Regions from separate parts of the Homo sapiens genome. Here regions 1 and 2 are each linked to region 3. A link is a loop called in an ENCODE intact Hi-C map of the cell type or tissue named here. Cell type or tissue: Calu3. All regions are shown on one strand. Each heading gives the region's core, and the rest is flanking DNA. Links, peaks and the distances in the headings are about the cores only. Region 1 overlaps CCSER1 (coiled-coil serine rich protein 1). Region 2 overlaps CCSER1 (coiled-coil serine rich protein 1). Region 3 overlaps CCSER1 (coiled-coil serine rich protein 1).

What was found. Peaks named below come from ENCODE experiments on the same cell type or tissue, not always from the same donor. Only the 100,000 strongest peaks of a DNase experiment are listed, where the experiment ranks them.
Region 1: it touches region 3 in a loop (2.9-fold over the local background); 2 of 110 quality-filtered maps call a loop at or near these places.
Region 2: it touches region 3 in a loop (2.1-fold over the local background); 3 of 110 quality-filtered maps call a loop at or near these places.

The regions. Positions count from the first base shown.
Region 1 is chr4:90,414,722-90,425,760 of GRCh38, reverse strand. The region is part of intron 4 of CCSER1 (coiled-coil serine rich protein 1); the gene reads right to left. Among named protein-coding and RNA genes, the nearest start is that of CCSER1, 290 kb to the right of the region's middle. In Calu3, for the core only: a CTCF peak has its summit at 6,456 (motif pointing left); no DNase peak of the experiment used is centred there.
Region 2 is chr4:90,840,651-90,851,689 of GRCh38, reverse strand. The region is part of intron 8 of CCSER1 (coiled-coil serine rich protein 1); the gene reads right to left. Among named protein-coding and RNA genes, the nearest start is that of CCSER1, 720 kb to the right of the region's middle. In Calu3, for the core only: no CTCF peak of the experiment used is centred there; no DNase peak of the experiment used is centred there.
Region 3 is chr4:90,951,283-90,962,321 of GRCh38, reverse strand. The region is part of intron 9 of CCSER1 (coiled-coil serine rich protein 1); the gene reads right to left. Among named protein-coding and RNA genes, the nearest start is that of CCSER1, 830 kb to the right of the region's middle. In Calu3, for the core only: no CTCF peak of the experiment used is centred there; a DNase peak (open chromatin) is centred at 3,861.

The sequences.
Region 1 (11,039 bases), core at 5,125-7,624, 540 kb after region 3:
ACAAAATCAGATTTTATAATGAAAGTAATGGGTAATATTGACTTTTAAATAGGTTAATGATCAAGATCAGTTTGGTGGGTCAGCACACCTTGTGGACAATACAGAGAATGGATGATAAGAGGTCAAACTGGAGATAGAGGCTAGATTATTACTCTGGCAGCTGTTATGAAAATCCATTTGGGAAAGACCTGCTTTTGTTGAGAAAATTCTCTGCTAAGCTATTTTTGATGGCGGAGACTGTGCCTTTGGGCTCATTGAGTCAGTCTACACTTAGCTCTGAAAGTTGACTATAGATGTACATTGCTTGAATTAAGAAAAGCAAGAATTCAAAGTGCTCAAAATTTGGAAAAGAACATGGCTACAAGGAAGAAACTGAGTAAAGTCCAGAAGAGATAACAAAATGAAACTCTTGAATACTCTCTGTCTCTCTCTTCCTCTCTCTCTCTCTCTCTCCTTCATGCATTTTCAACTGCTGTGCTCTTACCTGCACCAGGTGATTCCTCCCTATCACTCCAAAATCTAAAATGAAATAAATACTAATCATGAAAGTGTTTATATGATAGAAAGTTTTTATAGAGTGGGTTAAAAGATAAAATCTGAGAGGGGCTCTGAGTTCTGTATGAAGAATGAGAGGAAGAAACAAAACAAAACAAAAAACAACAAAGATGGCACTAATGGACACTGATGCCAGACCAAGGGCCGTAAAAGACCAACTGGATCACATAAAGTTAGTTAGAGGAAAACGATGGCCTGAATAAAGACTAAAACAAAAATTATAAAAAGAAATGTGAGAATTAAGAACAGGTAAAAAGTAGAATCCGTTAAAACTAGTGACACCTGGTTTCAAATTTTGAAGTCAGCACTGATGTTGGTGCTATTCACAAAAGAGGAAATAAATATGAAGCAAAAACAAAGTTATGGGCAGGAAGAATAAAGTTAATCTTGGATCTGTTAAATCTGATGCATATAATTGACATCCGATAAAATTGCTAGCAGGCCATGAAATACATGTATGTGCACATCAGGAAAGAGGACTGAACTGGAAGTAGACTTTGGAGACAATCATTCTAAGGGATGGTTGAAGCTGGCTTCTTCTAGTTTCACAGGGGTATAAAAATGTAGACTATGAGTAATGTAATTCTTAGTAATCAAAGCTTCTCTCAAGTGTAGTATCTTATATGTGAGAATAGTGAAGATCATAGTAAGTAGGGATTGGACAAAATCTACATATATAAATGCATCTATAGGCATAAAACAATAAAGTTTGCCATATAATTCATGTATGCATGTAAAGAAATATGAGTATTATAGTTAGCGGTATACTGAGGATGATACATATTTTACCTTTGAAAATAAAACAAAAAAGCAAACATGATTCTATTAAGGATGTATAATGAGAAATGGAGGCTGTTCACAATTCTTTATATGGACAAGATCTGAAGGCAATGATACATGAATTAATAAATCACCCCTATGGATTTTTCAGATTCCTGTATTTCTTATCTAAAATATATTTTTGGAACTAAGACAGCATTACTTGCAAGACGCACATTTTATGTACCTCTTTAAAGAAAAAAAAGTTGCTAATCAATGCTAAAACACCTTATTAACACATCAATATCATAGATGTAAAAAATAAAATACTGTGAATTTTTCTTTTTTTTTTTTTTGAGACAGAGACTTGCTCTGTCACCCAGGCTGGAGCGCAGTGGCGCAATCTCTGCTCACTGCAACCTCAGCCTCCCGGGTTCACGCCATTCTCCTGCCTCAGCCTCCCGAGTAGCTGGTACTACAGGCGCCCGCCACTGTGCCCAGCTAATTTTTTGTATTTTTAGTAGAGACAAGGTTTCACCATGGTTTCGATCTCCTGACCCGGTGATCCGCCCACCTTGACCTCCCAAAGTGCTGGGATTACAGGCGTGAGCCACCACGCCCAGCCCAATATTTCATTCATTAAAATGTGTTATTAAAAAAGAACCACCTAGGCCTGGTGCAGTGGCTCACGCCTGTAATCCCAGCACTTTGGGAAGCCGATGCAGGCGGATCACCTGAGGTTAGGAGTTCAAGACCAGCCTGGGCAACATGGTAAAATCCCGTCTCTACTAAAAATACAAACAAGTTAGCCGGGCATAGTGGCTCTTGCCTGTAATCCCAGCTACTCAGGGGGCTGAGGCAGAAGAATCACTTAAACTCAGGAGGCGGAGGTTAATAAAAAAAGAAAATGAATCACCTGGTGGAGCCAGAAGCGGTGGCTCACACCTGTATTCCCCGCACTTTGGGAGGCCAAGGCAGGCAGATCACGACATCAGGAGATTGAGACCATCCTGGCCAACATGGTGAAACCCTGTCTCTACTAAACTACAAAAAATTATTCGGGCATGGTGGCACGCGCCTGTAGTCCCAGCTACTCAGGAGGCTGAGGCAGGGGAATCGTTTGAACCCAGGAGGTGAAGGTTGCAGTGAGCCGAGATGACGCCACTGCACTCTAGCCTGGCAATAGAGCAAGACTCCATCTCAAAATAAATAAATATAAATAAATAAATAAAAAGAACCACCTGGTAAAATTGATAATTTTTATTTCCATTTTCATTCAATATTTTTATCATTATTTACACCAAATAATATATATTTTAATTATTTTCTGATCTATGAATGCTCTACATATGGGAGCAGGCCCAAGTTACTATTGATGCCAAGATATGTGAAAAAAACTAGATCTTTCAGTGCATATACTGATGTTCAATAAGTAGACAAAATCTCACAAGGAGAAAACAAAAGAGACTTCCCAAGTCATCATTATCGAATATGGAAGAATTTACAACGATAAGCTGATTTAATCCATCTCTCAGTAATGCTCCTGTTTACCCTGTCATTTTGAGGCTGTTGAGAGTGTACTGCACTTGGGACAAAGTTTGAAAATATTTTAGTTCATGAGAGATTTCTTTCCATCTAAACCTTATCCCGAATATCCATTTGAGACACAGCCTGAAGATGCTTCTGTAATGTTACCCAAAGTCGCCTGCCTAAAAATAAACATAGCAGAAAATTAGGTAATTTGGTTAAGAATCCCATATCTGGTGTTTTTTTGTTTGTTCGTTTGGTGTTTTTTTTTCTGTTTTCGAAACAGGGTCTCTATGACTTGACATTGATCTTATAGAAAGAGAGAGAGAGAGAGACTCACTCTGTTGCCCAGGCTGGAGTGCAGTGGTGCAATCATGACTCACAGCAGCCTCAACTTCCTGGGTGTAAGCGATCCTCCCACCCCAGCCTCCCAACTGGCTGGGACTACAGGTGCATGCCACCATGCTTGGATAATTTCTTTTATGTTTTGTAAAGATGAGGGTCTCTCTATATTGTCTAGGCTAGTCTTGAACTCCTAGGCTCAAGCAATTTTCCAGCCTAGCCTCCCAAAGTGCTGGAGGATCATGTGTCTGGTTCTATGGGCTCTTCAGAATAGGGATGAAATTTATTCCGTTGTTGAATTGAGCACTCTTGGCCACTGGCCAAGGAGTGGACACAAACCCTGATAATAATCCTTCTATTTGTGTTGTTGTGTTCAGAGATGTGATTTCCAGAGTCTTAAATGACTTTGCACATCTGCTGCCCTGTCAAGTTCTCCAACAAAGAAAAAGGTCATTCAAGAGGAAAAAACTGACTTTCATGGACATTTGAGATAATGAGCCCTAGAAATCTGATATGTGATTGTAACACCTCAAACATTAGTGAAAATCTGGATTGATTATGCCTTTAGTTAAAAATGTTCTATCCTTCTCCCTCCCTCAGTAGGGAGACTGAGGCCCAAAACCACCAACCCACAAACAGCAGACTGTCTACTTTAACATCACTTTCCTATTTTATTGTCTTTTTGGTGTACCCTAACAATTCCAAAACATTTTACACCACTGACTGTCCCCAAAGACCCACCAATTTTTCAATAAAAAGCATCAACAGAGAGTTCAACCCCTAAGAGTCATTAAATTCTTCATGTTAAAATCCTCCCCTCACTGTTTCCGCCAATCCTACAACTCTAAACTTTTTATATGCTTTTTATGTTTTTCCCCATATTCTTTCCCCAGGTTCTTGCAAAAGACTACATAGATATAAGGATAAAAAAATCATTATTTTTATCCAATTCAAACAAACCCTTCAATTGAAACATCTGCCTTAAACCACATTCATACTCTCAGTAAATCCTATCTTGTACTTTCCTCTACAGAAAACTACCAGAATTCAGTCAAGGTAGCGTTTTTCCCTTACCTCAGTAAACAATAAACTGAACACTGTCTTATCAAAAGGTTGAAGAGCCAGCATTTAACACTATTATGGCTTCAATCAGATCTACTATCATTCTACTATCCAGACAAGGCTTAGCCTACTTTAGGTTATGCTAGCACGTTATGATGTAAGGGTACAGAAAATGTGGTCTTGATAAGAGTAAGAGTTTCCCAATTCCATCATAAGCTTTTAGAAAATGTGATTAATAAGATAGAGTATCAGAAAATAAATAAAAGAGATAAGATGCTATCATATGACCTGATGAATAGAAAGTCTATAATTGTTTTTAGTATGCACAATTGCAACCTAATTTGTTGTAATTGTGTGAATCTTCATTATTATTTCTCTTTTCTGCCTCAGGCACGATAGGAAATTATGTTTCATGTCAGTGGTTATTTTTCTTGTTGGTGAACAACTTTAAATACATAAATATTCTATTCCTTTAGAAGAAAGACCAGCGTTTGCTTTCTTAATTACTTGTTCATTTTGATAGTGACAGCTGATGTTCCTGGCATTATTCAAGCAATTGTATGGAGATGTCACCACATAATTGTAAGAGGCCATGAAATTTTATATTGAGACACATATTTTCTTTTCTAATTGCACCAGAAAAACCATGCCGAATGAAATACATCTTTTCTTTTGACTGTATCCTCTAATGAACTTGGGCCATTGACTGCCCTTTTGTGCAGCAGAAGAGAGTTTATGTCAGTAGGAAATGCTACAATAGCAGGTTACAAGTAAATACTATGACTTCATTAAAATTGTTGTTATTTAATACTAAATTAGGTCAGGATGTATAAACATTTTTCAGCTACTGTTGATTGGATTTAGAAAACTGTTCCATCTAAAAGCCTTCTTTGTCACTGAAGCAATCCTCTTAAAAATATAGCAAAGTCTGAAAGGCAAAATAGATAGGCAGAAGCACTTTTAAATCAGGAAATGCAAATGATTTAGTCTGTTGGCAACTACCATAAAAATCAAATAATTGCCATCTTACTACATGGAGCTAGTCAATTTCTTACTTAAGAGTCATCTCTTTATTACAAGCAAACTATGTGACCCTGAACAAAACATTTAAAACTATTAATATTCATAGGAGAAGAAGTAGGAGGAGCTTCTACTTCTAAAATTCTCTCCCAGTTAGAACATTATTCTGTCACTTAAGTACATCATTTAACACAGAGTATGAAAAGAGTGCACCCAGGTGAATGTTACTATTTTAATTAATAAGTTCAATATTTTTTAATGGGAGTGTAAAAGAATGTATCAAACTAATGAATTAATCAATTGGTCAATTTGTAAATTGGTCGAGCAAAAACAGCTAATAAAAAATATTAAATTTTGAAATATCTACACTAAAAATGTATTATCGATAATTATATAGTCTTGTGTTTAAGGAATATCATGGTCCCCATACTCAATTAGTAGACTATAAATTACTGCTTTTTCAAGTACGACAATTAGGAAAGCCTTTCGCACAGCTATCCTTATATCTAAGTAGTCTTTTGCAAGAACCTGGGGAAAGAATATGGGGAAAAACATAAAAAACATATAAAAAGTTTAAGGTATATTCACATTTTTGCCATGGGGAATCATTATAAAATGACACTTCCTGGATAGTTAAAGCATATGAAGAACTGAGGGTTTATTTTCATTCAATAAATTAAAGAATAAATAAGAGTTTAGATATATTTCCAAAGTGAATTATACAGCTCTCCATCTCAGAATAATGCAGAATGTATTTTTTCTTGATGATTAAGAACTACAATAATAGTTTTTAAAAAGTAATGGTGTGCCACATTGTAATACAGCAATACTTCATTCCCTGCTGCTTCTCTCTCCTCTTCTCTCTCCTCTTCTAAGATGTTATTATGATTTTCAGTGCCTTGGAAAACATATAACCAAGTATATTAGAACTGTACATAAAATTAGAAGCATCAAGGTCTAGAAAAACAGTTAAAAGAAACTGCCATTTAATGTTAAGATCTAGGTTAATACTGGCTGAATAAGTTCTTTAACCAGAGTATTTGCTCCCTCCACTGTACTTGATGTATATTAACATCTATTTCAGAGTGTTACTGTGATAATTTGATGAGATAACATATTTGAAATAGCTTGTAAACTATAAAGCTGAATACAAATGTATGACAGGATTACTATCATCGTTAGAAGAACAAGATTGCCATCTAATGGCAACCAAGCAGATAACAGGTATTGTATCCCTTTTGAAGTAGAAATACAGAGTAATAGGATCTGCTGATGAAACACACAAAGTGACAACTGAGATCACAATTTCATCCTCACTAAAGTGTTATCAAAATTGTAGTGTAATAGAAAATTTGGAAACGCTATTATAACTGCTCCTTCTAGTAACTAAACATCATTGAGAGCTTTTATAGTGGAAACAGTAAGTGGGTATCAAAGCCACATAGGCATAATTGAAACCCAAGAATAGCTCTGTAATCATGCACAAATAACAGTGCTCTTCTGGGTTTCTCTTCCTTCATCTATGAAGAGAGAATGATAACACTTTCTGAGAATTGCTGTGAGGATTAAATTAGATAATCCAAAATGCTTAGAAATTATAGCTTAAAACTAAAGCAAAACCTGAAACAACAAAGTGCCCAGGCCAGTGGTCAGCACAATGTATATGCTTCAATAAATAAACATAGTTAATTCCAACTTCTTAGGTGAAGTCAAAGACAAATATATATTAAGTGATGCCCATAACTTAAAAAGCTATTAGAACAGAAGGTCAGTTTAAAACAAATGCTTCAGTGAACATGTGATTTTAACATTTTACATGAATTAATTTTATTAGTCAACAGAATCAAAATGGCTAATTACAGAGCCTCAGAGTCAGAAATACCATGTTTGAGTCTAGCTGGGATATTTATTCCTATAATGCTTTATCACTCAAAGCTCCAACTTTCTCAAATGAGAAAGTGATGTTATTTACCTCATAAATTGGCACCTAGACTCAATAAATATTATTTATTATCCCATTATTTTATTTAGTGCTATAATTTTATAAGCTTAGAAATAAATGATAAAAATTAGTTGCATGTGCTGTGGCATTCTATACTTAAAATTTGAGAAATTCTATATTTAAAAATGTTAAGATTTTCCACTAATAGAGACTGGAAAGATCACTAAATCTGTCAGAATCAGATGCTGATTGGCCTACATACAGGTATATCACATTTTACATGCATATTTTTAAAATGGTATTAGCAGTAGTTCTTAAAAATATATATGCTGGACATGAGATTGCATATTCTACAAAGCTTTAACTTATTGTTTCTCCATCAAATTTATGAGGTAGATACATCATCGCGCCCATTTTCAGATGAAGAAGAAAAGCTGCAAAAGATTAAATAACTTGCTCAAGTTTACATAGCCTGGCTGGTGGTTGAGATTTGTCTAATTCCAGAGCCAGCATCCATATTTTTAACCATTATGTTATACTTCAAAAATTAAGTGCTGTATGTTTCTTAGTTTTATATAATCAGATTAAAAATACTTTAGACACACTTTTTCTGACCAAGACACATCAGAGCTTGTAGAAATTTATAGTTGATTTCTATAATTTTCCCTGTGTGAATGTTGTTGCAATTCTCTGTACATTACCATTCGTATTAGGAAAACCACTAGGGTTTCATCTCTGCTCTGCTGTACTATTATTCATTAAAAATTAATAACAAAAATTATCTCCCTAATTAATAGGCACAGGAGGAGTTCCTAACTCACTGCAGAATTTTTATATTGCTTGTTCATCAAACTCAAAATAATTTAGCAACTACGCAATTAATTCCTCATTGATATCATTGGGCCATTACTTCCCCATTTTCCTTTGGATATATACCAAGAGACACTGCCCTAGGTGTTTTCAGATCTAATATACTAAATAAATAACCAAAACAACATAAAATATCTTCATTCTATCATCCAAATGACCATTACATTCTTTTTATCCAAAAACATTAAATAAGTAAGATATATTTTTAATTTAATTTAAAAACTCTTCTGCAAATTGTAAATATCAACCTTAATACAAAGTAACAGCCATAATTTCTCTTTGAGTATTAATGATTAATGGTTAATATTAATGGTTAATAATTTTTAAGGTATTTAAAATAGAAATTTATTCTTTTTCAAATAAATTTCTATTTTAAATATGCTATGGCAATTTGGACATTTGACTAACAACCAGAAAAAAAGTTCATGCATTTAAATGCATTGGTTTTTTTAAATTTTTTTTATATTTATTATACTTTAAGTTCAGGGATACATGTGCAGAAGGTGCAGGTTTGTTACATAGGCACACATGTGCCATGGTGGTTTGCTGCACCTATCAACCCGTCATCTAGGTTTTAAGCCCTGAATGCATTAGGTATTTGTCCTAATTCTCTCCCTCCTCTTGCCCCCAACCCACTGACAGGCCCTGGTGTGTGATGTTCCCCTGCGTGTGTCCACGTGTTCTCATTGTTCAGCTCCCACTTATAAGTGAGAACATGTGGTGTTTGGTTTTCTGTTCCTGTGTTAAGTTTGCTAAGAATAATGGTTTTCAGCTTCATCCATGTCCCTGCAAAGAACATGAACTCATTCTTTTTTATGGTAAATGCACTGGTTTTAACACAAAGAAATATACCACCTATTATAAGCAAAGTGTCCTATTTGATTTTTGAATATTTAGTACTAGTAAATTATCACTTAAAATGTTACATAAAATTTAGATAATAACATTTAAATCAGAAAGCACATTTTAAAATAATTTATAATAATGATAAAACATTAAGAAACTAGGGTCTACAAAAAATAACCAATAATGGGACAACGTCTTTAACAAGGAATTAAAACTGTCTAAAATTTCAAGAATGGTAACCAACTTGTACTGGGCTCTTACCCTATTTTGGGCAACTGAGAATAGAACTTTGCATGTCACTCATTTAGATAGGATTATATTTTGAGACAGACATAATTATTGTCATTTTACAAATGAGGAAACTGAGCTCAGAAATATCATTTGTTGAAAGCAACTGTGGGCAGAGCTGGAATTCTAACTTGGATATGCCTATCTTTAAAATGCCTGCTCTCTTTTGATATTAATTTGTAGTTTCTTTATTTTGAATGAATCATTAAGGTGCAATTTTCTCTCAGAGTTATTGTGAGGATTAAGTTGAGAGGGTTTACAAAAAGAGACTGGCTCATTATAGGCATTCAATTTTCCTTTCCATCAACCTATTTTTAACTTTATGAATTTTAAAATATTTAATTGATAAATAAGATTGAATATAGTCAAGGTAAAAAAAAGGTAATGATTTGATATACGTACATATTGTGCAGTGATAGCCACAAATTAATTAACACATCCCTCACCATTCATGCTGTATATTAGATCCTCAGAATGTGCTCATCTTACAACTGAAAGTTTGTATCTTTTGATCATCTCTCCATTTCCCTACCCTGAAGCCACTGCTAGTTCTACTCCCATCAACTGAGATCTCCAGCTATAAATTGCCAATGATTATGTACAACCTACCCCAGTACTAACACAGAAGTCAGGGTAAGAATTAAAGAAACAGTATTGTAAGTAATATACTCCAAATGGGTAACACTAAAATGTGTTTTAGCCCTCTTTTAACTTTAATTCATTTAATTATGATGCATCACTCTCATTACCCAGGTGCATATTTCCCATCAGCTTCTGCCACTACGAAGATAATCCTATGAGTAGCCGAAATAGAAACAGGACCTTGTTTTAGTTTACCATGGATTAAATAGCTAAAGATTAAGTATTCCAAAACACAAACCCAAATTCTTATTTAGAATATGCATTGCTTAATATTTAACCAGTTATTTGATAACAGCCATTTGCAAAATTGTCTTATTTGTTACCCAGTGGTTATCTTTCATCAACAGCTCATTTCAGAGGATTCATCAGGAAATAACATTGCTTAATATCTGATATTTTATTAAGCTTTATGGTAATTACTTTCTGTCTGACTAAAATTCTTGACAATATTTACTTTACCTAATTTCCATATTGAAATTATTTGAGGAATACAAAGTATAAAAAAAGTTAATCGATTTTATTTTGAATTAAGTACGTTCCTTATAAGGCTCCAAGCTTTTGCCACACTGACGTGGCACCGTTTAGAACTGTTAATACTGAACTGGCAGCATGATGTCTCAGCTTGTACTGAAGGGGGTTGCTAAGCAAATTATTCCCGATTCAAATCATGTGCACCTTATGAAGACATGTGAGCAAAATACATTTCAGTTCTTAGGAACAAGAATTATTTTATTTAAGAAAATACATTCACTGATTGAATGATTGATGATATATATTTTGATTTTTCAACTGATTTTCTTTCTTCATACATGCTAATAGGACACTCAAAATAACATTTTCAATTCACCGTCATAACACTAGTAAACTTTTTGTGCCTTAACCTTATCCATAGCCTCATCTTATTTTTTTTCATATCCTGGTTACTTTGTTTTCCTTAAATGATTATTATTTTATCTGTGTTATAAATATTTTGCAAGATGCATAAGTGAATAGAAAAATATCCTCAAAACAAATGTGAAACTACATAAAGAAAAACAAACAAAAATGTATTGCTGGTATTTTTCCTTAGACAAATTGTATAGTTCATAACATATACTTCACTGTGAAGAAAACTTCAAGGGAACTTATTTGAAATATTGACCTTGAATATTTCAAGGTCAAGTCTTTGAAATATTAAATGCTAGTA
Region 2 (11,039 bases), core at 5,591-8,090, 110 kb after region 3:
ACATTGTTAAAACAAGCCAAATAGCACATTCTGTACACCTCTTCTTTAGAATACTTGTTTGAGTGGGTAAAACACATGATGGTAAAGGTCGGATCAGGAAAAAAAAAAAAAAAAAAGCTCTATAAGTAGCCAATAAAATGTGGTTCAAGTGCATAGTCTCCAAGGGCTGCATTGGAACAAGGGTAAAATCTCAACCATTTAAAAACTGGACAGCGCCCCCCCCACCCCTCCCCATGTACTTCAGGCAGCCTCTGTCACAGAATTAATACAATGATTGGCAAAGTGTAGGAAAGGTTATCATCCCTAGTAAGAACCTTGAATTTTGATTCTGTGTTCACAATTAAGGCAGATTCTCAAGGGTTAAAATATGTGCCTGTAGAGTTCTTTTGTGTTTTGGCTTTGTAGTTATTTTGGTTTGCTTCTCTGAAATGTTTTCTGAAATTATTCATCGGACTGGGGTGTATTAGTCTGTTCTCATGATGTTATGAAGAAATACGAGACTGGGTAATTTATAAAGAAAAAAGATTTAATTTACTCACAGTTTCACATGCCTAGGGAGGCCCCAGAAAACTTAACAATCGTGGTGGAAGGCACCTCTTCACAGGGCAGTAGAAGAAAGAATGAATGTGGAGTGAAGGGGGAAGCCCCTTTTAAAACCATCACATCTCATGAGAACTCACCAACCTGAGAAGAGCACAGGGGGAAACTGCGTCCATGATTCAATTATCTCCACCTGGTTCTACCCTTGAAATGTGGGGAATATGACAATTCAAGGTGAGATTTGGGTGGGGATACAAAGCCAAACCATATCATTCTGTCCCAGCCCCTACCAAATATCATGTCCTCACATTTAAAAACACAATTGTGCCCTTCTAACAGTCCCCCAAAGTCTTAACTCATTCCAGCATTAACCCAAAAGTCCAAGTCCAAAGTCTCATTTGAGATAAGGCAAGTCCTTTCCACCTATAAGCCTGTAAAATCAAAGGCATATTAGTTACTTCCAAGATACAGTGGGGGTACAGGAATTGGGTAAATGCGTCCATTCCAAATGAGAGAAATTGGCCAAAACAAAGGGGCTATAGGCCCCATGCAAGTCCAAAATCTAATAGGGCAGTCATTAAACCTTAAAGTTCCAAAATGATCTCTTTTGACTCTATGTCTCACATTCAGGGCACGCTGGTGCAGGAAGTGGGCTCCCATGGCCTTGGGCAGCTCCGCCCCTGTAGATTTGCAGGATAAAGGCCAGCTCCCAGCTGGTTTCACAGCTGGGGTTGAGTGTTTGCAGCTTTTCCAGGTGCACGGTGCAAGCTGTTGGTGGATCTATGATTCTGGGATCCAGAATATGGTGGCCATCTTCCCATTTGGAAGGGAAATGTGGAGTTGAAGCCCCATATAGAGTCCCCACTGGGCCATCGCCTAGTGAGCCATGAGGGCTCCACCCCTGAAGCAGACTCTGCCTAGACATCCAGGTGTTTCCATACATCCTCTGAAATCTAGGCAGAGGTTCCCAAACCTCAATTCTTGACTCCTGTACACCCACAGGCCCAACACTATGTGAAGGTCACCAAGGTTTGGGGCTTGAACCCTCTGAAGCAATGGTCTGAGGAGTACCTTGGCCCCTTTTAGCCACGGCTAGAGCTGAGGCAGCTGGGATGCAGGGCACCATGTCCCAAGGCTGCACAGAGCAGGGTGTCCCTGTGCCCAGCCCATGAAACCATTTTTCCTTCCTAGGCCTCCAGGCCTTGGATGGGAGGGGCTATTGTGAAGGTCTCTGACATGCCCTGGGGACATTTTCCCCACTGTCTTGGTGATTAACATTCACCTCCTTATGCAAATTTCTGCATAGGGCTTGAATTTCTCCTCAGAAAATGGGTTTTCTTTTTTTTTTTTTTTTTTTTTATGAGATGGAGTTTTGCACTGTTGCCCAGGCTGGAGTGCAGTGGCACGATCACGGCTCACTGCAAGCTCTGCCTCCTGGGTTCACACCATCCTCCTGCCTCAGCCTCCCAAGTAGCTGGGACTACAGGCGCCTGCCACCACATCTGGCTAATTTTTTGTATTTTTAGTAGAGACGGAGTTTCACCGTGTTAGCCAGGATGGTCTTGATCTCCTGACCTCATGATCCACCCACCTCAGCCTCCCAAAGTGCTGGGATTGCAGGCATGAGTCACCACACCTGGCCGGGTTTTTCTTTTCTATTGCATCTTCAGCCTGCAAATTTTCCCAACATTTATGCTCTCCTTTCTCTTGAAAGCTTTACTGCTTAGAAATTTCTGCCACCAGATACCCTAAGTCATCTCTCTCAAGTTAAAAGTTCCACAGATCTCTAGGGCAGGGGCAAAATGCCACCAGTACCTTTGTACAGCAAGAGTGATCTTTACTTCACTTCCCAACAAGTTCCTCATCTCCATCTGAGACCACCTCGGCCCAGACTTCGTTATCCATATCACTATCAGCATTTTGGTCACAGCCATTCAACAAGTCTCTAGGAAGTTCCAAACTTTCCCCCATTTCCTTGTCTTCTGAGCCCTCCAAACAGTTCCTACCTCTGCCTGTTACCCAGTTCCAAAGTTAATTCCACATTTTCAGGTATCTTTACAGCAGTACCCCACTTAATGCAGTACCAATTTACTGTATTAGTCTGTTCTCACGCTGCTATAAAAAAATACCTGAGACTGGGTAATTTATAAAGAAATGAGGCTTAATTGACTCACAGTTCTGCATGGGAGGCGAAGCCCCAGAAAACTTACAAACATGGCAGAAGGCACCTCTCCACAGGGTGGCAGGAGAGAAAATGAGTGTTGAGCAAAGGTGATAAATGATATATGTAAGTATACATATCCTAACATATATATAAAATAAATAAAACCATCAGATCTCGTGAGAACTCACTAACACGAGAACAGCATGGGGGAAACCACCTCCAAGATTCAATTATCTCCACCTGGTCCTGTCCTTGATACGTGGGGATTATTACACTTGAAAGTGAGATTTGGGTGTGGATACAAAGCCAAACCATATCATGGGGAAAGGTAATGCACATGACCATAAAACTGATTGTTATTAGGTCTTCCGCAGGGAGTTAATTCTGAGTAACTAAAATGAGTTATCAGTAAATCAAAATCACTTCAAATAAACTCACACTTAAGTGATGACTAATAGGGGAGAAAAGATTATTTTAGAATGTTTGAGGCACTGTCAGACTTGGAGAAAAAAAAGACTTCATTCACTATGTCCTTTTCCTAGGGAAAGAAAGAAATTTACTTATAAGATATTTATACTACCCTTTTATATCTTTCAATACTATATTTCTGCTATTGCCACTTATATCTTAGAGCCATTTTCTGCCCTTAGCTTCCAGTTATAATTTCTATAAATATCACTTAACATTTGGGCACCAATTTTACATGGAATTGATGGTTTTTCCACTGTCTCATAGTTGTGATCCACAAAACCAGGGTACAAATCAAATATGATATATGTGCTTCATTGCTACTATGCACTCATCTTCTGAACAATAAATTCCTACCCCCTTACATAGTGTTTACATTTAGCAAATATACAACTATGCATTGTTAATTAAAAGTGATTGTGTAAGAAGTACAAATGCAGCAAACATAAAAAAATCCACAATAATTTGCTTCAAACAAACCTTCCTGATAATCAAAATGAGAAACATCAGTCTTATCTAATTATGATGACTACCACATACTAAGTTTGAAAAACAAATATATATGTTAGGATATGTATGCTTACATATATCATTTATCACTGGAGGTCTTTGAGTAAAAAGAACAAGAGAAAAAGAAAAACATCATCAAAATAAAAACTGCATATCTATAGCAAAAAGTAAAACAGCAATCAAATCAAAACAAAAAATCTAAAAGCAACAACAAAAAATTATTAGAAGATCCATGGAAACACTGAATGCTCACAGTGCGTATTTGATTTGAATTATAACATTATTTTTATATTGTTTTCTGGATTATTTGCGACTTTTTCCTTTTTTTCTCTTGTTTTTTAAAGTATACCTAAGTCGACGTTTAAAATCTGACAACCTAAGAAAGTTAAAGGAAATATTGATAACAAAGATGAGTCTGGTGAAGTAAGTATCTGTTATTAGATAGATGATGAACTAAAGAAAGATTTTAATGTAAAAGATGGAGAGAATTCAATAAAAAAAACTGATACGTGAGAAATGGAAATGAAATCATAAAAGTTCTGGACTTCATAGAGGAAATCTTCAGAAAGAACATGTAGTAAGAAGCAAGGTCAAGATCCTGAGGGAGACTTCTGAGATGCTAAGTGGCAAAGCTCAAGGTCTCCTGATCAGAACCAAGGGGACACTGCCGCAGGCCAGATGGGGTGCTCCACTGACAGCATGCACACACAGCCCATGCATACATCTGTCCCAGTGTTCTTTAAATGGAATGGAAATCATTTTTTTACTAATATATATGTCCCAGAAAAGTATAATGGTTTAAGTAAGAATCCTCCTTTGATCACCAAGTTGTGACATAAGATAAACATTCAGTAAGTGTTGGTTAATACATTAATAATTAAACGAATGAATGAATAAAGCCTTTGTAATATCAGCTAAGAACATATTGGTAAATAATTTACTTGAATGTAAAAGTATGCTACAAATGGGGGAACAGTTTCAGAGGGAACGAAGACACCCCATTGTAAAGAATTAAATCAAATTAAGACTAACACATAATAAACATAATATTTCACAAAATAGGCTGGGTGCAGTGGCTCACACCTGTAATCCCAGCACTTTGGGAGGCCAAGGCAGGTGTATCACCAGGTCAAGAGATCAAGACCATCCTGGCCAACATGGTGAAATCCCATCTCTACTAAAAATACAAAAATTAGCTGGGTGTGCTGGCGTGCCTGTAATCCCAGCTACTCGGGAGGCTGAGGCAGGAGAATGATGATTATCAAGAGGCTGGGAAGAATGGCAGGAGAGATGAAGACGGGTTGGTTAATGGGTACAAAAATACAGTTAGTTAGAAGGAATAAATTCTGGTGTTCAATAGCACAGAAGAGTGACTACAGTTATCAGTAATTTATTGTATATTTCAAAATAAGTAGAAGAAAAGATTTAGAATATTCTCAACACAAAGTAATAATAAATGTTTGAGGCAATGAATATCCAAAATGCCTTGATTTGATCATTAAACATTATCTGCATGTATCAAAATATCACATGTACCTATACATATTTATAATTGTTTTTATCAATAAAAATTTAATCATTATGATGGGCAGGTGTCTATAACAATATTAAATAGATCTCTATAAAGAAAATAATTTTATTCCAATAACTGCAAACAGATTCTGTGAGGATGGATGATATACCTAAACTTATCACACCTTCCATGGTTGTACATTAATGCATTTCTTTCTTTAAGATGGAGTAATTTAACTCTCACGCTGAAGGATTTCTATACATAAACACACATATCTCTATTTATAGTGAGCAAACAATCACCTTAAAGTTACTGGGCAATGGAGAAATCTGCCATTTATTGGAAACATAAGAATGCAATGAATTTCAATTTATATGTGAGATAAAGAACAAGTTTTAATTTGAGGTGATTAAGTCACCCTTCAGTTTGTTATAGAATAAATCCAGTGTTCTACTGTGATTAGACAAAGCTACTTTCCTTCATTTTTTTCATATTGAGCATTTATGGTTAATAACACTCATAAAAAAAATCTATAAATAGACACAGCACTATGACACTAATGACTCAGCATTTGTATAGTGGCTTGGAAATGTACTGCAGAATGAGAAAATAAGTTACAAGTCCATTGCCATCACTTCAAGTTTACAATTAACTCAAGAAATAAGAAAATCTGGTTTTTTTTTTTTTCACAGTTGAAATAAGAAAAACATTATAGGCTGTATAAATCATGATATGTTCACATACTGAAAATATACTTTTGTTGTTCAGGAATTAAATTTAAAAAAAAGCACTAACTAACAAATATATTTAATATGAATCCTGAATTCAAGGTTTTGTTGCCTTCTGGCCTAGGACAGCCTTTCACTCCTAGTTCTGATTCTGATAACTACTCTACCACAGTTCCTCTGTCATATGCAAGCAGGCACTATAGTTTTAACAGGACAGGGAACTCTTTTGATTATGATGGGCAGTAAGGCCAGTGTCAATATTTTAAATGAAAAAAATGATTGTCAATTTTGGATTGGGAGAAAGGGCAAATTTATTAGTAATTTATGCTCACATCCTAAATATGCCAGGTTTCAATAAATCTATTTCATTCACTCAACAAATATTCTTTTTTTTTTTTTTTTTTTTTAGATGGCGTCTCACTCTGTCACCAGGCTGGAGTACAGTGGCACCATCTAGGTTCACTGCAACCTCTGCCTCCCAGGTTCTAGCGATTTTTCTGTCTTAGCCGCCCTAGTAGCTGGGATTACAGGCGCGTGTCACCACGCCAGGCTAATTTTTTGTATTTTTAGTAGAGACGGGGTTTCACCTTGTTGGCCACGATGGTCTCGATCTCCTGACCTCATGATCTGCCTGCCTCGGCCCCCCAGAGTGTTGGGGTTACAGGAGTGAGCCACCACACCCGGCCTAACAAATATTCTTTAAGAGCTTCTATGTGCCAGATATTGTCTCAAAAGTCCACAAGTCAAATCCAGCTTATAGTTAGTTTTCATAAATAATGTTTTATTGAAATAGCTCCACACCAATTCATTTACATATTGTCTATACCAGCTTTCAGGCCACAATGCCAAAGTTTAATTGAGACAGAGACTATATGGCTTATAAATCCTAAAATACTTACTGTCTGGCTCTTTGCTAACCCCTTGTCTAGCAACTACAAATATGTTGTTGAGCAATGCAAACCTCTGTCTTCTGTCACTTACATATTGGCTGGGGTGGACAGATATTAACCATAGGCATATAAATAATTAGATAGTATCATGTATTAGAAGGTATGAAAATGCTATGCAGAGAAAAAAAAAGCAGGATAATAGGAATGAAACAAGTGGTGTGGGGGACAGGTTGCAACTTTAAATAGTGTAGAGTAGTGAAGTTGAGGAAGGTAACATTTGAGCAAATTTTTGAAGGAAGGGGGTTAGTAACCATATGTAAAATTAATTGGGGGAAGAATGTTCTAGTCTAAGAAATGAGCTAAGGCAAAATACCCTAAGGAAGAAGCATGCTCTGTGTGTTCAAGGAACAATAAGAAGGCCAATGTGGCTGGAGTGGAATGAGGGAGGGGAAAGTAGTCTTTATGAGGAATGTCTTCATTCTTTAGTGGTAATAGTATTTGCTACTGCCAGTAATTGCTGTAAAAATGTGAATCAATGCCTTAGGCTTAGATATTATTTTTTAACATGCACAGTAAAGCAAGTATAATTTAAGAACTCTGAAGTTTAGTAATACCCAGTTGCTACATATCTGTCTTCCTCTCTTTCTCTCTCTCTCTATACATATATATATATATTCTCAATCTATATCTATGTATATATTCTCTATCTATCTATCTATATATACACAACACACACACACACTGGAAGATATATATATATACATACACACACACACACAAACAGAGGAAGGAGATTTGAATGGTGGTACAATTTATAATAATATATTGGAGAATGTATAGTGTGTAATAATATACGAGGTCATAGAGTGCTTGACAAATACACAAAATCTTGAAAGATTGGCTGAGTCTCAAGAGTACTGAAAATATAAAAAATATACATTTTATATTGTTACCTTTAAGCTTCTAGTGACTAAGTAATGTTATTAGGCTCATCAGATAGTTAAATTTTCTTAAAGGAGTGCAGTAATAATTACAGAACAAAGAAACTGACAACAACACATAGATTTTATGCCCAAGGAGGGAATATAACTAGCACTCTCTTGGAATAGATTAACATGACCAAGAAATAAAAAAGATTTGTTTTTAAAAAATGTTTTGTACCAAATGGCTTGACCAGATATACAATAACAAGGCATACGGAAAATCCAGCAAAAGTTGAAGGAAGGGACGAATAGGTATGAGAGAATGATTCTGTTTATGTTGTGTGTTGTAAAATCAGAAAAGTTCCACAATACACCAAAAATATAATCCTCTAGAAAATACTTGGATGTTGAGATAGGAAAAAAATTAATCTGAAGAATGAGTCAAATCTTAAAAATTTTAAATCATTTTCTAAAGCATTAAGAGCAAAATGATACCCAACTCATAAATTAATGCAGGTTAAGAATATTTTGCATTTGAAAAGTGCTTTAAACTATTTGAGGCCTAACTCTTAGTTTATTACCAGTTTCTCCTGTAACCACATTTTAATGCAGCAGATCAAAGAGCCACCTGAAAATCCGTAGGAATTACATTTACTGGATGCAGAATGGAACCAGTTTAGCAGTAAATAGCCACAATGTTACACACACTTTTTTTTTTCACTGACTCATTTAAGCCTTACCACATTACATGAAGTAGATACTATTATTACCTTTGCACTGCAGATGAGAAAACTGAAGAAATGAGAGGTTATGTAACTTGTAACTTACCCAAGGTCATGCAAATAATCCGTGGTGAAAAGTTGGGCCTTAAACCATCCAGTGCAGCTCTTAAGGGTTATTTATTAACCTGTGCTGACTCTTTTCAAGAGATGTCATCCCCTTCAAACTAAGTCTAGAAATGGCTTTCATGTGCTCTGCCAACCTAAAAGCAATTTCATAGTTCTAACAAGCAAAAGCCTCCTCACACATGTTTTTTGAGTATTGACTACAAACATGATAAAAACTGTAAATTTTTGGGAGAAAGGGAACCATTAATAATGCAAGAATGACTTTGTGAACTGGCATTGTCTTGGACAAACCAGAATACGGTTACTCTAACCATGAGGGTTCTTTGAATGACCCACTCCCTTTGCATTAGTTCCCTGAGAATCCCTGCCTATACCTTACCAGTGAACTGCATCCTTCTTATACATCTCTTTCCTGAAGGAGCTATTTTTCCTAACATTAAGCCCATTTCTTACTATTTCCTGCTTCATTTTCTGATGGTTCTCTTCAATGATCAGACATGTCAGGTCAATTACTACAGTCTCTTTTCTGCACATCCAAACCCATGCCCTATTGAACATTCCCAAATTTCCTCCTCCTTCCCTTTCTGACTCCAGTGCTGACTAAATTAGACCAGTTTCCTGTATAATCCAGATGTTGCTTCATCCCTGGACTAATCATTTCTGTACCCATTTTTGCATCTACATTCCCACTACTTTCCTATTTACTCTCTCCCTGAGAAGTTCTATCAAATTTCAACAGCAACAGATAGCCATAGAACTCACCCAATCAAGAAATTAAAATTTGAGCATACAAAAACCACTTTCTGTCTAACTTGTTCTTGACAAAGAAAAAATAACAAGAATTTTAATGAGATTATTAATGTAATAAACAATTGTCATTTTAAAAGACAGAAGAAAATATATGTTTTTGCTTTCAAAATAATTTTGCTTTGTTTAAAGATGTTTTGAATAAGAAACTAGTGAGAATAAGCTATGTTGACTAACAAATTAGTCCAGTCAAGGCTAATGAGGTGGAGTAATTAACATTTACTGAGCATAAACTAATGCCAAGCTGTGTTTTTTAATGGGAAAAAAAAAACAGAGAAATCAGTAAATACGTCAATATGCAGGAAAAGGGAAATATGAAAAGACAGACAGCAGAATGTAGATTAAACACAATAAGTTCCTATTTGTGAGTCATGCCCAAATTCTCATTCATTGGGCAACTTATAAGAATTAACTGAGAAGAGAAACCACAGTTTTTTACTTTGGAGTTTGGCTTATTGTTAGAAATAATGAATGAGAGTCAGACACACTTCCAGAGTACCAAGACAACACTCAGAAGAGGAATAATACAGCTTCACCTTGATTTATAATGTGAAAAGATTCAACCTAGCTTTTGAAAGTCTACAGAATAGAGAGAAGCACAGGTAAAGAAGAAAACTGCCCTAATAAACAGTTCTAATAGAAAATGTTTCCTGACCCAGACTATGTCAGGGAAAACATGCAAAATATTTTCTTCTTCTTCTTTTTTTTTTTTTTTTTTTTTGAGACAGAGTCTCGGTCTGTCGCCCAGGCTGGAATACAGTGGAGCGATCTCGGCTCACTGCAAGCTCTGCCTCCAGGGTTCAAGCCATTCTCCTGCCTCAGCCTCCCGAGTAGCTGGGACTACAGGCATCTGCCACCACGCCCGGCTAATTTTTTGTATTTTTAGTAGAGACGGGGTTTCATTGTGTTAGCCAGGAGGGTCTCGATCTCCTCACCTCGTGATCTACCCGCCTCGGCCTCCCAAAGTGCTGGGATGACAGGCGTGAGCCACTGTGCCTGGCCAAATATTTTCTTCTTTATTAAGCATTGTCTTCTATGTTTGTTTCTACCCTTGCTGCCACATTCCTGCTTTCTTAAGAATGAGTTATCTAAGTCACAAACTAATATTTTAATAAACTTTGTTTTTCAGAAGACATGCCATTCTCAAGCTTCTACATTGGCTGAGGTTTTCAGATACTGATCTTATCTGCCAAAGTGCAGGAAAAGCATCATTTAGTGACAACTTACTCTAGCTGCTGACTCAGTATCTCTAGAATACAGGTAAAAATCTCAAAAATCTCAATCAGGACATGTCAGGGCATGGTGTTTTAGAGCTGTAGGGAATCTTAGGTAATCTGCTTTATGTAACTATTATGCAATACATGATACTGTCTACTTGCAATTTTTAGAAGTTGTTTTAAGAGGTTGAAAATTTTTTTCTGCCTTCTTATTCAGATGTCATTTTACCAGCCTGAAGAAGAATTTACTCTCTGATGAGAAATGCCACAATTGCCAGCAAAATTCACAGTGACTTGCATACAAGGTTATAACTATTAAAAAAAAAAAGAGTAAGGAGCTTTACAGCTTTCATGGATGAGGGTGCTTCTTGCTGCAATATAGTGTTTTCCCTCTGTTGATATGCTTTAAGCTATATGCATAGGCACTGTAG
Region 3 (11,039 bases), core at 2,790-5,289:
ATAATGAAGAAATCAACAATCTTGCCATTTTCCATTTCTCATACCCATTTACATCTTAGTATGCTTATCTTTACTAAGAGATTTTTTTTTACATTGGCATCATAATGTTTGAGGAGATGTGAATGGTACAGAATGTTCTGTGAGTTGGCAAGATCTGAGTCTTATTCTTGGATCCACTATTAACATGTATTATCATAGACAAGTTACTGAACTTCTAAATCTCAGTTCTTCTCAAATGGGGATAAATATTTTCTCAAAGTGTTATGAGAATTAAATGGGAATTCTCATTAACATAGAAAAAGTGCTCAATGGGGGACTTTAAACAATGTTTTTTGTTTTTGTTTTTGTTTTCCTGAAATGTGATTATCTAAGCATTCTGAGTATTCAATCTTTTCTCATTTTCTGTTGGTGCCATCAGGCTAAATGAGAAAAAGGTCAATCCAAATTAATTAATTTCAAGAATCTATTGTCAACTTTCAGATCAGAAAAAGGAACTGTTTAAAACAATTCTATATTATATTGACATTGAAGCCTATTAAGAATATTATATTCTAGTCTTTAGTAATTGCAATATTTTTCTACCATGCTGAATAGTAATTAAAAGTGTATATGTTTGATTTTTATATTTATGAATATAAATGTACTTACTTAAAATTAAAATAATATCATTATAAACATTATATTTGTAAGCCAAATTTGTAAAATCTATCACTGATCTCTAATCCATTCTTAAGGTGTCAGTACTTTATGAATGAAACTTTATATTAACATTCAAATATTCATATGAAACATTTTCTTTTGCTTTCAACATATTATTCTATTTTGTCTAAGTTTCATGTATATATGTTATTCATACATTTAATATAGGTATAGACATGTACCTACAAGATCAGATTCATAAGGTTAAAGGCTAAAAGATGGATCAGGTGATCTAATGGTTGACCATTTTTGGTCCTTGAATTGAGCTACAGTTACTATCTCATATATATTTAAGGATTTTACCTATGAATAGGAGAAAGAGGCAAGCTAGAAGGTCTATACTGGAACTGGGAAGAAACATTTGATGAATGCTGGATAGGGAAAAGAAGGGGATCTGGGTGTAACTATTGGGAAAGTGAACTCTAAATAAGGAACGCATGATGACAGGTAAGCAATTTTAACCTGGGAGGTCTGGGAATATAACACAAAGAACAGGATAAAGTAGCATCTTTAGAGCAGGTGCTAATGGGGAATCTAAGAGTTTGTCAACATTAGGGCAATTCTGGTGCTCTAGTGGCTGGGAATGAAAGCACAGCTGTAAATGCAAGATATAATTAGGGAGACAGGTTGCATAGTCATTATGAGCATGAACTCTGAGCCAAACTGCCTGTGTTACTTCACTTTTCTATCCTTTATTTACCTCACATATTAAATGGGGATAAAAATAGTACCTTCCTTATAGTATTTGTGAAACACTTGTAGCAGTGTCTTAACATATATTAAGGTGCTAAATAAGTATTTCACAACTTCATAGAAACTTCTAGACCCAATCTAGTCTTGTAGCTAAGAATAAGAACATAATTCCAGCTAATGCAGCAAGGAGTCGAGAATCAGGATTCCAGGTACAGCGGTTCCATAAACAGAATAAGAGCTCTGAGGTGAAGGCAAGTGTAGCTTTCATACCGAAAATGAAAGCCCATTGGTCAGCAGTGAGGCATTTAGTTCACAGAGAAGTGACACTGGAAGAAGATACAACTAAATCTGTCTGAGCTGGGGATAGGCTGAGAGTGGTGGAGATCAGATAAATCTGCTTCTCACTTCTGTCTAACTTGGCTTAGGAATTGAGGTGCAGTTGAGGTTTCAGGTAAGAAGCCTGAACCTAATGATGTAGACTGGGTAGAATAAATAGGAGCAATGAGTAAAGACTGACAAGATACCAGAACATAGGTGAGGAGTCAAATATTTCTACTGTGGGGAAAGGAGTGGTGCAAAGGTTAGAAACAAGGCATTTCATGTTTCTGTGTAGTTTTTCTAGTGAGTATAATGTTCTTAATGGCTGAATCCATTTCAGAATAATGTCTAATTTTTAATCTCTGTATTCTTGAACTATGCTTCATGATGTTTTGCATATAAAAGCATTACGTAAAATCCTTTTTTTAAAAAAAATGAATGATTAATGAAAACAATGTGAACAGGCTATCTCTGTGAAAGACGATTTCAGGTATCTTTCCATTCTAACTCATGGCATTAAATGTCCAATTATTACAAAGGAAAGCTATTTCCTTATCTTTGAAAAATGGAATTTAAGCGATTCTTGCCGAACTGTCTTGCTGGAGCACAATTAAGAGACAGACATAGACAAATCTAATGTCAAAGCAAAAGGCATAATTAAAATTCTGGATTTGGGTATTAGATTGAAGCAGACGCAGTAACGTGGAAAGAAGCTCCAGAATACAAAGCATGTGTATTAAATGACAGACTCAGAGTCAAGAGTTCAGAGGTCACAGGCAAGAAGAGAGGTGCTGGATTAAAGGTCAAGGTTGACTGAGATAGGCAAAGAAGGCAAATTGCTATCAGAGAAAACAAACGAAAAAAAAAAAAAGAAAACCCGAGGCAGAACTTCCACAGGATGCAGAAGTCTCTTTATCTGATCATATATTAGGAAGTCCCAGGTAATGGTGTCAAATTTATCTTTGGCACATTATTCAATTCTATGATGCCTAGTTTTCTCATAAATAAAGTGAGGGCACTTTAAGTTATTTTTAGGATTAAATGGTATAAGACTTATAAATCCCTTAAAGTAGTGCATAGCATATATAGTAAGTTTTAAATAAAAGAACAAAGAAAACTCAGGTGTGCCACTTACTAATGGTTTGGACTTTGGAAAATGTATCTTCCCTGAGTCTCAGTTTGTTTATATAAGAATTTACTGGGCAGCTATTTTTGGCATTAGATGAAATGGATTCCAACATCTGACCAAGTGCCTGGCATAGAGTAGGTGGCCAAGAAATAGAATAATCACAATGATTAACCCGTATTATTGACACGTATTATAGAAATATAATATAGATATTGGAAATAGGCAAAGAATACTGCATGTTCTTCCAGTGGAGCACTGTGCTACAGCAGGATGCACTGACTTCCTTTTAATGAGGCTGTTTTATAATTCTGTAAGAGCAGATGTTCCCTTATAGAAAATTTACAGCAGAGATGCAAATTATTTACATCTGTTCAACAGATAACTCCTGTAATCTTATTCTAACATTCTCTGTTCCTTATAAATATCTAATTCCTCAAATGCAATTTGAAATGATTTTAACGTGTTACTGGTAACCTAATTACTTTGTTATATAAAATCTTTGACCAAGATTCATTTTAAATTTGCATGAGACTCCTGTTTTTAACTTTTTGAAAATTATACTCTAATAATCTAAACACAAGTAGAGACAGAAGAAGGATGGTATCTGTCTTAATCTGCTCAGGCTACTAGAGCAAAATACCATAGTCTGGGTGGCTTAAACAACAAGTATTTATTTCTGACAATTCTGGAGGGTGGGAAGTCCAAGATCAGTGTCTGCTGAGGATTTGCTTCATAAATGGCTGTCTTTTCACTGGGTTCTCATGTGGCAGTCACTCTGGACCCTTATAAGGACATGAATCCTGTTCACGAGAATTCCACCCTCATGAGCTTATCTGATCCTAATTATCTCCCAAGGGAGGGACACGAGACTACAAGACCTGTCTCTAAGGTTAGCAAGTGGGCTGCAGCCATCACACTGGACTGCATGCAGCCTTCTCGACCCAAAACACACAGCCTGCTCCAGAATGTCAGTGCAGAAAAAAAAAAAATGTTTTACCATAAACTCAAGCAAAGGCATGTTGGCTGACAGCCCTAGAGAGGAAACCTTACCCAAGAGGTATGCAGGGAGACCACAAGGGATATAGCCAATAACTACAACAGTTTGAAACCTGAGAGCTATTACTTTACTGTTTTATTAGCCTCTTGCATAATTTAAAAAGAAGACAGGAAAACCAGCAGACAACTAGTTACTTATTATAAACTTTATCACAGTTGGTATAGTAGAAACTCAGTTGTTTCACGACCTAGTTACATTGCCCTTGACCATTTGGATTGTATAAGATCATAGTTTTCTGAAAAAAAGAAGGATTATTTCTAATTCAGAGAAAATTCAGAGGTCTTAAACATTAAATAAAACTTGATGCATCCCATAAATAAATTTTCAAAATATCTCCAAGAGGATTCCACACACATCTAATAGAATGCTCTTAATTATGTGCTGGAGTTTGGAAGATCCCCCAGCTAACCTAGAAGCTCTCTCAAGTAACTCCTTCAAACTGTAACACATTATTCACTATTTTTTTCAATTTATTAAATATGCCTTTTCAAGCTTGCTGCAGGTGTAAGTTTGAATTAGGATGTTATTTTTAAGAGCCAAGACAGAGTCCCTAGTCCTTTCATCATTTTATGTCAATATGTGATAATCTGTTAGGCTGAGTATTGCCTAAATATTTAACAAGACATAAACAAGCGTTCTCCATCAGGGGAAATTTCAGTTTAAAAATCCAAATCTTACCTTTTGTTAGCTGTGTGTGTATGTGTGGGTATATATATATATATATACACCATGAAATTATACATATACCATGAAATTATATAGTTATATATATAATTATATATTATATATTATATAGAATATATACAATATAATATATATTATATATAATATAAATAATAATATATTATATAATATAATTATATAATATATATAATATAATTATATAATATATATAATATATGATATTATGTTATATTATATAATATTATATAATAATATTATAATATAAATTATGTATATATTATTTATATACCATGAAATTGCTGTTCGTTTTTAGAGTCACCTCAATTAGAAATATCAGGCTGGGGCTAGGCACGGTGGCTCACGCCTGTAATCCCAGCATTTTGGGAGGCCAAGGCAGGCAGATCACAAGGTCAAGAGTTGAAGACCAGCCTGGCCAAGATGGTGAAACCCCATCTCTATTAAAAACAAAAAAATTAGCTGGACGTGGTGGGGGGGGCCTGTAATCCCAGGTAGTCGGGAGGCTGAGGCAGAGAATTGCTTGAACCCGGGAGGCAGAGGTTGCAGTGAGCCGAGATCGCGCCACTGCACTCCAGCCTGGGTGACAGAGCGAGACTCTGTCTCAAAAAAAAAAAAAAAAAAAAAAGGAAAGAAAGAAATATCAGGCTGGATCTGCTGCTGATTCATGCCTGTAATCCTAGCACTTTGGTAGGCCAAGGAAGGAAGATTGCTGAGGTCAGGAATTCAAGACCAGCCTGGGCAACATAGTGAGATCCTGTCTCTACAAAAAAAAAAAAAAAGGCTGGTTGTGGTGGCACACACCTGTAGTCCCAGCTACACAGCTACTCAGGGGGCTGATGCAGGAGGAATGCTTGAGCTCAGGAGTTCAAAGCTTCAGTGAACTGTGATCAGGCCACTGCACTCCAGCCTGGGTGACAGAGTTAAAATACTGTCTTTTAAAGAAAAAAAAAAAAAAAAGAAGAGGAAGAAAAGAAAAGAATATCAGATGGAGTTCTGCCTTCATACTTCCTGGGAAATCCTTGTATAAACCAGTAACATAGCACTTCTTAAAGTGTCTGTTAATTGCTTATTTACATATTTCTCTCCATAAGAAACCTAATTTTGAAAATTAATACAAATTCTTTTCTCTATGTCTCATATACAGCATCTTTCCAGGAAACAGAAGTTTCTCAACTTTTATTAAATGGATTAATGGATAGGTAAATTAATTTAAAAAGGAATCATTTTAGATGCCTGTCTGAATAGTGTCCCTCCATCACTAGGGACATGTTCAAGAGATTTTCTTACCTACCTATGCCACCCACATAGTATTTCATATATAGTATTTAATTTTATTCTTAGGAAAATCCTATGCCTTAGCTATCCTGCCCTATTTTTTCTATACGAAGAAATGAAGGATTTGCAAGTTAAGTAAGTTGTCCCAGAAAATAGTTAGTAGGTCTTTCTTAAGCCAAAATCTGACCTGAAACCACTGTATAATAATGCTTCTGTAGGTTTTTATTTTATTGAAATTATATAAAAATCATTTTTATCTTTTGACAAAGTTCTAAGGCACTTGGCAATATCAATACACGTTTTTATTTATGGAAATTAATTTTACCCACTTTAAATATTTACTAAACACTTATGATGTGTCCAGCACTGTTCTCGGTCCTACACCCATCTTGCAGTGAGGAAGTGAGAGATTCTTGGCCCAGAGAGACACAGAATAAACAAATGCATTGATATATATATATAATACACAAGAAAAACATTAGATGTTAGTAAATCTTGTGCAGAACATTACATCTGTGTGATGTGGGAGAGAGTATCTATTTTAGATTGGCTTCTTTAGATTGAATGGTAAGGAATAGTCTTTCGAAGCAGGACATATTTAAGTTATGATCTGAATTACGAATAAGTAGAATGGTGGTAAGACGGAGAAGCCTTTCAGAGGGAGGAAACAGCTAGTACAAATACCCCAAGACAGGACTTAATTTGTTTCAGTAATAGAAATGAGGCATGTGCAGGAGGGCAAGAAGAATAAGACCATCTTTTGAAGCTGGAAAGGCAATCAGGAGTCAGATAATATAAATAGTAAATCAGAGTAAGGGTTTTAGATTTTAAGTGTGATTAAATGCTTGGAATGGAATGTCCTGAGGCAGAATCCTCTGGCCACAGCTTTGTCAGTTTACCCCAATATACTACTTAAATATTATCATTATCTATCTGTAGCACAACATGAAAAGGCTGGGAAGCAGTGTGAGGGAGTGTTTACTATTGGGAGTTTGATTTAATGTGACTTGAAGTTGTAGGATATTTATACTCATTGGTCCAATTTCCTTCAGTTGATTTGCCTTATTTTTGTGAGCTAATGCTTGCCTGCTGCAGCCTCTTAGGACTAGTTTTCCAGCTCTTACAGAAGGATTAAAACCAACACAAGTGTAGCACTCCCGAAAAGTGACATGGGCCTTGTGCATTACAAGCATCTGATATCCTTCATTCATAGGGTGTTTACTGAGTGTCTTTTTGGGACCAGCTGGGTCTTCCAAGTGCAGGGGTATAGCAATGAAAAACATAGGATAAAATCTGCCTTCCTTGAGTTTATATTCAAATGGGGAAACAGAATAAATACATAGAACACGAACACGTTCGATGGTAACAAGTGCTAATGAGAAATATTAACCAAGGAAGGGAAATAGATAATGTAGATAAATATTTACAATCTTATTTTGGCCATGAAAGACTTGAGGAGGTGAAACACTAAGCATAAAAGTATCTGGTGGAAGATAGTTCCAGGCAGAAAGATCAGAGCCCTAAAGCTAGGGCATACATGTATATAGAAGAATCAAAGCTAGTGTGGCAATAGCTAAGTGGGTATGTATGAAGAGAGAAGTTAGAGAAGTTGTTTTAACCAAAATCAACCATTTTATCACTTGATAATCATTTTTTTTTAGTAAATGTACTGCATACCCTCAACACATAAAAACGAATTTCAAAGCCATCATAGTTTCCCTAGTTGAAACTTACTTCAATAGAATTTATAGAGAAATATTCACAGAGATTGATACTTCCTATGCATCATTTGTTTTCATTCAGCACATGTTTTATTCAATCCTACACTAAGTGGAAGCTGAAAGCACTATTTAATGTGTTAGTTCATGTGTGAACTACCATGGAATAATATTAAACGAAATTCATCTATTTTATCAGCTACTTGGGATGAGAACTATGTTAAGAATTCCTTCAGATCCTTGTGATTCACTAATATAATCATCTTTTATGAAACAAATACCTAGTGAAATATTAAGTAAACTGTAATTTAAATATAAACAAAAACTGAAATGAATTATAAAATTGGCTAACTAATTGGCAAAATTCAATACAAATAAAAATGTTAACTACTAAAATGTTCATGTTATAATAAAATATGTTTTGGAGAGAAGGAATACATATAGAAATTGTATTACAGAATCTTTTTACTTTGAGGTATGCAAAATGTATTTTCTACTTTATTCTGCAAATATAGCATACAAATTTTGTTTCATGTAGTCACATATGAAGGAACTGATAACAAATAAAATACTGTAGAATGTATTTGCTTTCCAATGCAGCCTATAAATTATTTCTTTAAAGAGAAATGTTATAAAAATCATTAGTTTCTTAAATGAAAGTATTTATGTAAAAATCAACAAACATTTTCCAAATTGGTAAGCATTCAATCCGATAGTAGAAGCTGTATGCTACTTTTATGAGAGGCAACACGGAGTGTAATTAAAGAAAAATTTATGAACCTCTTTTGTTATGACAACTCTATTGAGCTTTGTAATTTTTCTCTTATTGCTAAAAAGACTATTGGAAAAGCTATGTGGATTTATAATATGATAAGGGATTTTAAAAAATAGTTTGTTGCTTGTTATTTGAGTGTTTACAGATACAAATCACTCACCAAAACCTATACTATGGATGAAATTATTCAGTCAATTATCAAAAAATGTGAGTCAATACAAAATTCTCTATACACATCTGCACATTTACTTGTAAAAAGTATATACACATGGATGTAAATATACACATATATCCAAAGGATAAATAAGTAAAGAATATTTATATTTAACTATATTAACATACATAGATATAGGAATGTATAGGTGTATTTATATATTGTAATGAATGCAGGTGAAATAAAGTTTGATCCTCTTCATATTTATTTAGCTTTCAATTATTTAAAAATAATTGTATATCTAAAATATTTCTAGGATAAATAATTTATCTAATTGCCTTGACAATAGTAAATGTTCAATAAATATTTACTGAATTAACATTGCTAGTAAGAAAAGTTTCATTGTAAAATAGAACATTTTTATTTTGCTAAATTTATGTTTGTTAAAATAAAAAAAAATCAATGAAATACTACTTTAAATGAGAATTGCTTTCCTAAAATTAAAGTTGAAAAAATTTTTTCCTTGATGTTCTAAGATGATCACCTTCAGTTCTGTTATAATTTTCTAATTTATATCAGAACTTTGCCACTAATATGCCAATCACTTTTTGTTTTGTTTAGTAACTATAACAATAAAAGTTAACTAGATGACAAAATTGCATATGAACATAACACATGGATGTCAAAACTCATATTTCACTGAAGTTGCATCTGAAAATCCTTTATACAGAAAATAATATAAATATGCCCCAAAATACTAAAGGTAAAGATAAGGACAATATTAAAGCAAAATATTAAAGGTAAAGACGGACAATATTAAAGCAGAAACTATTTAGATAATTTTTCTATGGTCTTTAAATTTAGAACTTGGAAAAATTTATAACACAGGATCATTATTAGATTTCTGTGTGAGTCTCAAGGGTGTTTCTAGAATACAGGAAATAGAATCTTCTGGAGCCTAGTGGGAGTGGGCAGAAGCACCTGGAAAAACAGTCTATGATTTAAATTTATTTTCCTAGATATCTTGGTCAAAACTTGTCACAGGAAAGTGAGGGACTGAAAACAGAACTATACAGAGCTAACCTCGGCAAATATGATAGGCTATCACCTTGAATAATAGAGACTCAGTCCCAGGCCAGTTGTAGGAAATCAAGTGTCTAGGACTATGACATTATGATGCTTCCTCAGGCAAAAAAGGAATTCTATGAGATAGTAAACAAGTCCCATTTTTATTTACCTGAAAAGTGCTACAAAATATTTTTATGTTATCAATCAAGATTTCAACATTGTTAACAATGACCACCTAGAGCAGGGTTTCTCCTTGGCAATATTAACCTGGTGGGCAGGATAATTCTTGGCTGAGGTGAGCTGCCTTGTGCACTGTGGGATATTAAGTAGCATACCTGGCCTCTTCCCATTACTTTTTAGTGGCATCTCTGAAGTGTAGCATCCAAAACTATCTCTAGGTATTGCTCAGTGTTCACTGGGGGGCAAAAATGCCTCTGATTGAGTATTGCTGCTCTAAAGATGGTAACAAAAAGAATTAACATGTGTTACCCAAATATTATTTTTTTACCTTTCCTCTCATATAGTTTGACTTGATATTTTCTTTTTATATATTTGCTTTGCTCCCTTCTAATAAATATTTTCCTAATATATCAACAGAAAAAGTATTTAATTGTCTCTGTTGATGTATGCATGTATGCCTCCATTAAAGGTGACTTTACTGGTGAATTTTTCTCATAATGTGATTTAAGTTTTAGTTTTTCTTAATATTCCACCCCAAATTGACAGTTAGTGTTTTATCCCTATTCATGATAGTAAAAGGGAGAAAAGCAAGGTGTGTCTGTATGTGTGTGCGTGTAAAATTAACATTCAGAAAATCCCTAGAGAATTAGCCTACTATATCTGTTAACCTAAAATATGAGTGTTCATGTGTGACAATTACCTAATCACCTCAGTATCCTCTCCTTAGAAAATACAACTTTCTACTTGCAATTATGAAAGCCAGACTTAAAGAATTTAGAAGCATTCAGAATAAATCACAATTACCTATGCTCACTGAAAGTCTTTAAAATGTGTCTTTAGGAAGCTGGACATCAAATTCTATTTCTCTTTGCAGTATATGCAAAGCATTAACAAAATGTAGTTTTTGATAACATCTCTTCATTAATATTTACAAATGTACTTCGTACATTTTTTATCATGTTGGACTTCTGACAAAACCTTGTGAACCTTCTACAGAATATACTGCAAATAGTAGAATTTATGGAAATGTATAAAGAAGAATATCTCCCCTTGCAGTATTCTTTCCGCCTCATGAGACATTTATGAAAGGAAGAAAAGTAACCGAAAAAAGTTTCCTTACTTTTTCACACATTCTCTATTGAAAAAGGGAGTGATGCCCTTCACAACATTTTCCTTCCTTTTTATACCCCAAAGATTTCTCTTCTCAATGGAATGCCTTGATAAACTATTCAGTTACTGAGTAGTTTTTTAAAGTAAATTTTATTACCTCT